2 separate regions of the Homo sapiens genome follow, and region 2 is linked to region 1. The links are chromatin loops, found by intact Hi-C in ENCODE. Cell type or tissue: CD4-positive, alpha-beta T cell. All regions are shown on one strand. Each heading gives the region's core, and the rest is flanking DNA. Links, peaks and the distances in the headings are about the cores only. Region 1 overlaps OXNAD1 (oxidoreductase NAD binding domain containing 1). Region 2 has its middle 56 kb from the start of PLCL2.

Region 1 (2,810 bases), core at 138-2,637:
ACATAGATGAACCCTGAAATCATGTTAAGTGAAAGAAGCCAATCACAAAAAGACCACACACTGTATTGTATGATTCTGCTGGTATAAAATGTCTATAAGAGACAAATCCATAGAGACAAAATAGATTAGTGGTCATCTAAGCCGGGCAGGAGGATAGGGAATGAATAAGAATCATTACAGAGTTTCTTTCTGGGATAAAAATGTTCTAAATGTGATTGTGCTGATAGCTGCACAACTCTGTTAATATACTAAAACCTCTGAATTGTACACTTTAAATGTTTGAATTTTATATGAATATATCTCAACATAACAGTCTTTTTAAGTTTTAAAAAGTATGAAAAAAGGGTCAAGAAAAGCAACAAAAACTCTCCCACTAGTATTTGACAGACTTAATAGGCCGATATGGCCTCTGAGTTACACAAGTCTTAACGTTTCCTTCTTTTCTTCTAACCACATCCTGTAGTCTAGAACTCCTGGGTTTCAAGCTTTCAATAATTCTATGCCACAGAAACCCTTTTTTGGTGAGGATTCTAGGAAATGCAATAAACCTAGTCACATACCAAGAAAAATGTATTGGAACACAGAACCACAAAAAATTCTCATCCCCATATCTGGGAAACATAAACATCCAATCTAGGTGTTTCACAGCCATCACAAGAGCAAAAAGTATCATCCTTCCCCAGTTGCTTACCTACATACAGGCCTAAAAGAAAAGCAAAAGATGTTCTCTAATCTGATCTATGACCTTAAAAAAATATTCTCCTGCAGTCTATGGCCTTACATTTCCAGTCATTTATTATAAGTGTTTAAAAACCAGTTCTGGATTGGAAGTGCTCCAGAAAAGGTCTTTGGCCAACTTTAACCTATTTTCACTTGACTCTTTTCCATGAGTACTTTAACTTTCTTTTCATTTCTGACAAGATAAAAATTTAAAAGACTATCGTTAGCATTTGTTAACACAGTTGCTATATGCTATCACAGAGGAGGTATACAAAAATCTCCATTATTTCCATGTTTAAAAAATAAATACATTAATAAGCTACTTTTGCTGCTTCATCTCCTGAACTACAGTGCCCTCTGCTGCTCAATGCTGATGAAGGCCATTCTCTCAGTTGAATGAAAGGGAACCAACCCTCTTCTCTAGTAACTCTGGAAAGCTACCTTTGGAAAAAAAGGACTCCTTCATTAAAAAATACAGAAGAATTTAAGTTACATAAAAACTTCATCTGAATGGATTTAAGAAAATATGCACAATACATATTTCATAAAACATCTGTCCAAGAAAGAATTATACCTTAAACACACACCTTTAAAAATGTCCTTTGCAGGATGAGCACTCTTGGAGCCATGAGTTAAAGCCCTTACTATATACCCAATGAGTGAGTGTATGCAGAAGGAGCCTAGGTGCGCGGTGAAGCAGTGGATGTCCACATCCAACCATGACACACCAGGCAGCCAGGTCCTGTCCACAAAGGGAGCCCCAGTGCCAAGCACACAGCAGCTATACTATGAGATCCCAGAACTCTTTAGTCCTTGCCTACAGTTCTCAGAGCCCCTCACTCATTCACTTAATGCAAACATCTAAGAGAGCACCTGCCTACCATATACAGGCACTGTGGTACTTGCTGGAGGTACAAAGATGCACATATGTCTTAGTTGCTGCCCTCAATGAACCCACTCTAAGAGGAGGAAAATTAACAAATACATACAATTAAATGGGCAATGATAAAATCTGCTTAGCGTAGCGAGGCAAGGCAGAGGAAGGAGGAGTCAATTCTACCAGGAGTACAGGAATTAAGAAAGACTTCACAGAAGAGATGCCCTTTAAACAGTCTTAAAAGACACACAATGCTTACCAGATGAGTAATGGGGGAGGACACAGTTTGAAAAAGATGCCAAGGAATACAGTGCTATGTTATGTGCAGTCCTGTGAGAATCAGGGCTGCCACACATGCTTGTGTAGGTTGCAAGGATATTATCTATCTACAGTGTGGCAGCCCTGCTCAAGGGTAGGTATAAAGTCTTATTTCTCTAATCTTGCTCCTCCAGTGTTTCTTCTTGGTGTCCTCTTTCTCTCAGCAGGGCTCAAAGTTGCTTTCTAGCATCTAAACTTATGTTATCTTGTAGAAAGTCAGACACACTAGGACCAGGAATTCCCTCCACTCTGTGAAAATGCTTTGGCCTTACTTCCCCTCAGGAGGCAAGCTATACCCAGCCAAGTGTGGATTGAGTACTGACTGGGGCATCAGTGGTGACATGGTGGTGATAAGCCCCCACTCCTGCCTGGCCTGCCACTCTTCCAATCAACAGCTTCAGTGCAGGGAAACTGACCAAGGAGATAAGAATTGGAATCTGTCCCCTGGGCCTTATCAGCACATATGATCTAACTGAATGAAATACTTATTAGCAATAACAAAAGCTAAAATCAAACAAATGAAGTTAACAGTAGGCATTATGCTAAACACTTTAAATATCCCAAAACGTAGGAATACTACTGCTCCCTCTTTGAAGATATGAGAACTGAAGCCCAGACAAATAAGGAAACTGACCACATCACAGAGCTGGCTGGTAGAAAGCAAGCATGTGAGCTGAGCAGTCTCCAGGGCACTAGGCGACAATACACTGCTACCCACAGTAGCATAACCAATGCCAGAGGCAGGCAGTGAGCACCACAGCCAAATGTGAATCTAGAAACTCAGGGCAGCTGCACACTGTGTGAGGACCAGTGGTGGCATGCTCCAGACCCAAGAGTGAGTGCCAAGCTTTCCACCCCAAGGGAGGAGGAATTCTGGTCAAGGGCAGGCCTCACC
Region 2 (2,810 bases), core at 137-2,636, 540 kb before region 1:
AAACTCTGTCTCTACTAAAAATACAAAAATTAACTGTGTGTGGTGGTGCATGCAAATCCCAGCTACTTGGGAGGTTAAGGCAGGAAAATCACTTGATCCCAGGAGGCGGAGGTTGCAGTGAGCCGTGATCGCACCATTGCACTCCAGCCTGGGCGACAGAGTGGGACTCCATCTCCAAATCAAATCAAATCAGAAAGTGTGAGTCTTCCAACTTTGTTCTTGTTTTTCAAGATTATTTTATTTATTTGGGGGTCCCTTTCAATTCCATATATACATTTTAGGATTATCTTGTAAATTTTGACAAAGGAGCCAACTGGGATTCTGATAGGGTTTGAGTCTGTAGATCAGTTTAAGGAGTGTTGCCATCTTAACAATGAATCTTCTGATTCATGAACATGGAATATCTTTTTATTTATCTAGCCCTTTGTTAATTTCTTTCAACAATATTATGCAGTTTTTGGAGTACATATTTTGCAATTCTTTTGTTAAATTTATTCCTAAGTATTTTATTCTATTTGATGCTGTTATAAATACAATTATTTTCTTATTTTTTTCATACTGTTCATTGCAAGTATATAAAAATATATTGAGTTTTGTATATTGATCTTGTATCTTGCAACGTTGTCAAACCACTTATTTGTTCAAATGGTGTTTTAGTGGATTCTTTAGAATCTTCTACATACAAAATTATGTCATCTCAAACCTTTCTTTACAATATGATGTCTTTTACTTCATTTTCTTACTGCTGTCATTCTTCACCTTTCTTATCCCACTTTATTTTTCTTAGTCTTTACCATTACCAATTCTATTGGCTATTTATCTATCTATAACTGCTCTCACCACTAAGTAAGCTCCCTGAACACTAGTGCTTTCTCCACTCTGTTCACTGCCTTCTCAGGTTCTAGAACAAAGTCTGGAACATAATTGGTGCTCAAAAAATATTTAGGTTCTTCGTTAGCTTTCAGCATGAATCCCTCGGCTCTGCCTGGAGTTGAGGTCAGACTCAGTCAGAGCAGTTCAGGGCATTAGGGCCACTGCTCTAGGATATATACTTTTTCAGAAATCAGTTCAAGGCATTGTTACTAACAAACAACAAACGACAGCAACAAAACTTCTTTCCAACTGTAATTACTCACAGCGAGTCAGCTTGCATCTGAGGCTTTAAAATGGAAGTCTACAAGATCCCTTATTGTTTCTTTGACCTTCAAGATTGTATGTTTTGCCATCACCTGACAATCTAGGGCAGAGGGACCCCTTGTGGCCACGAAGTAATGGCAGGAGCTAAGAGGCCTTTGGATTTTTTTTTTTTTTTTTTTTTTGAGACAACCTCTCACTATATTGCCCAGGCTGGCCTTGAACTCCTGGGCTCAAGGGATCCTCCTACCTCAGTCTCCCAAGTAGCTGAGATTACAGGTGCACACAACAGCACTCAGCTACGGCCACTACACTGGACAGAAACCATCTGCACAAAGACCTGTCCACATGCCATCCCACCATCTTTCCTGCCAACCAACCTCTTCTTTGCCAGTGTTTCTGTTGTTTCACCTGAATCATCCTTGTCGCTCTAACAAAAGGCCGTTAATCAAAGCGATAGAGAGGGATGGGAGAGGCTTTCTGTAAGGCTAAAAATAAGCAAGGAAGAACTAGTCTGGAACAAAGAGTGAGTGGTTTGGGCTCTGTGACACAAAGTAAGACCTTCAGAATCCAGGCAGGTAGCCAGTGGCCACCCAGCAGATGGGCTATTGGTAAATCTGCAGCCTTCTTCTCTCACCCACCCAAGTCAGGGAAACTGAGGAGAAGGACATCATAGGGATTCTTTTGGCTGTATCCTCATTATGAAAAGAAATGAGTCATTATAGGTAACTAAACAAAGTCAAAATTATTTTGCAAAGTATGGGGGAGATTTTCAGACATTTAGGGTGTGGTAAAGAATTGTTCTCACAAAAAGTCATCCCAGGTTTTCATTTGACCCAGAGTAAGTTCAGGAAAATTAAGTGCAATTCCCATGCCAAATATAAGAAAAAAGAAAGAGAAATCCAAAGTACTCCTAAAGAAACAGAAGAAAACAAGAATTGATTGAGTACAGGTAAGGCCTTTTAGTTTTTGCATGTTGTGAGGTTTTGTCTATTTTACAGATGCCTTGGGAATAGAATTATAGAATAAAATGTTGGGATCTTGAAAACTTTTAATTGAAAATATCTGATGAGCTATCATGTCTAAAATATCAAGCTCAAATTTTATGATTAAGAGATCTAAAATAATAGCTAATGCATATAATGCTTACTATGTGCCAGGTATTGTTCATTCAGCAATTCTTCCATCAACCCTTAGAGGCAGGTAGTATTATTAATCCCATTTTTCAGATGAGGAAGTTGAAGCAAGTGATGTTATAAGCAAGTTTTCCAAGGCCCCACAGCTAGTCTGTGAAAGCCTAGATTTGGAAGTAGGTCATCTAATCCCAGGGTCCAAGCTACCACTGAAATTTATCACATATGTCATTATAGTTTATCATGAGTATTCTACCCAATCTAAAAAGTGTTATTATGGAACTATATCCACGTTCAGATAGAAAAATTTCAACCGAACAAATGTTTCAGTTTATTGGCTGCTGAGAATTTACCCACAAGATACACTTGTACATAGGTCAAGATGTATGGACCAAATATGTTTACTATAGGATTTTTTTTTCTTTTCAGTAGCAGCCGAGATCTCAAGATGGTCTAAGTATCCACTAATAAAGAATTGGTTAAGTAAATTATGGCCTATTTATAAAAATGGAGTATTCTGTAGTCATTGCAAAGAACAAGAAA

The links. Hi-C counts contacts between places; a loop is a spot of excess contacts. Peaks named below come from ENCODE experiments on the same cell type or tissue, not always from the same donor. Only the 100,000 strongest peaks of a DNase experiment are listed, where the experiment ranks them.
Region 2: a loop joins it to region 1, with 2.4 times the contacts of the local background. A loop is called at or near these places in 3 of 110 quality-filtered maps.

What each region holds. Positions count from the first base shown.
Region 1 is chr3:16,288,765-16,291,574 of GRCh38, reverse strand. The region is part of intron 5 of OXNAD1 (oxidoreductase NAD binding domain containing 1); the gene reads right to left. Among named protein-coding and RNA genes, the nearest start is that of OXNAD1, 25 kb to the right of the region's middle. In CD4-positive, alpha-beta T cell, for the core only: CTCF peaks have their summits at 881 and 1,081 (motif pointing left); DNase peaks (open chromatin) are centred at 594, 704, 1,084 and 2,614; H3K4me3 peaks cover 2,500 bases; H3K27ac peaks cover 2,255 bases.
Region 2 is chr3:16,827,408-16,830,217 of GRCh38, reverse strand. No RefSeq gene overlaps it. Among named protein-coding and RNA genes, the nearest start is that of PLCL2, 56 kb to the left of the region's middle. In CD4-positive, alpha-beta T cell, for the core only: a CTCF peak has its summit at 1,192; a DNase peak (open chromatin) is centred at 1,237.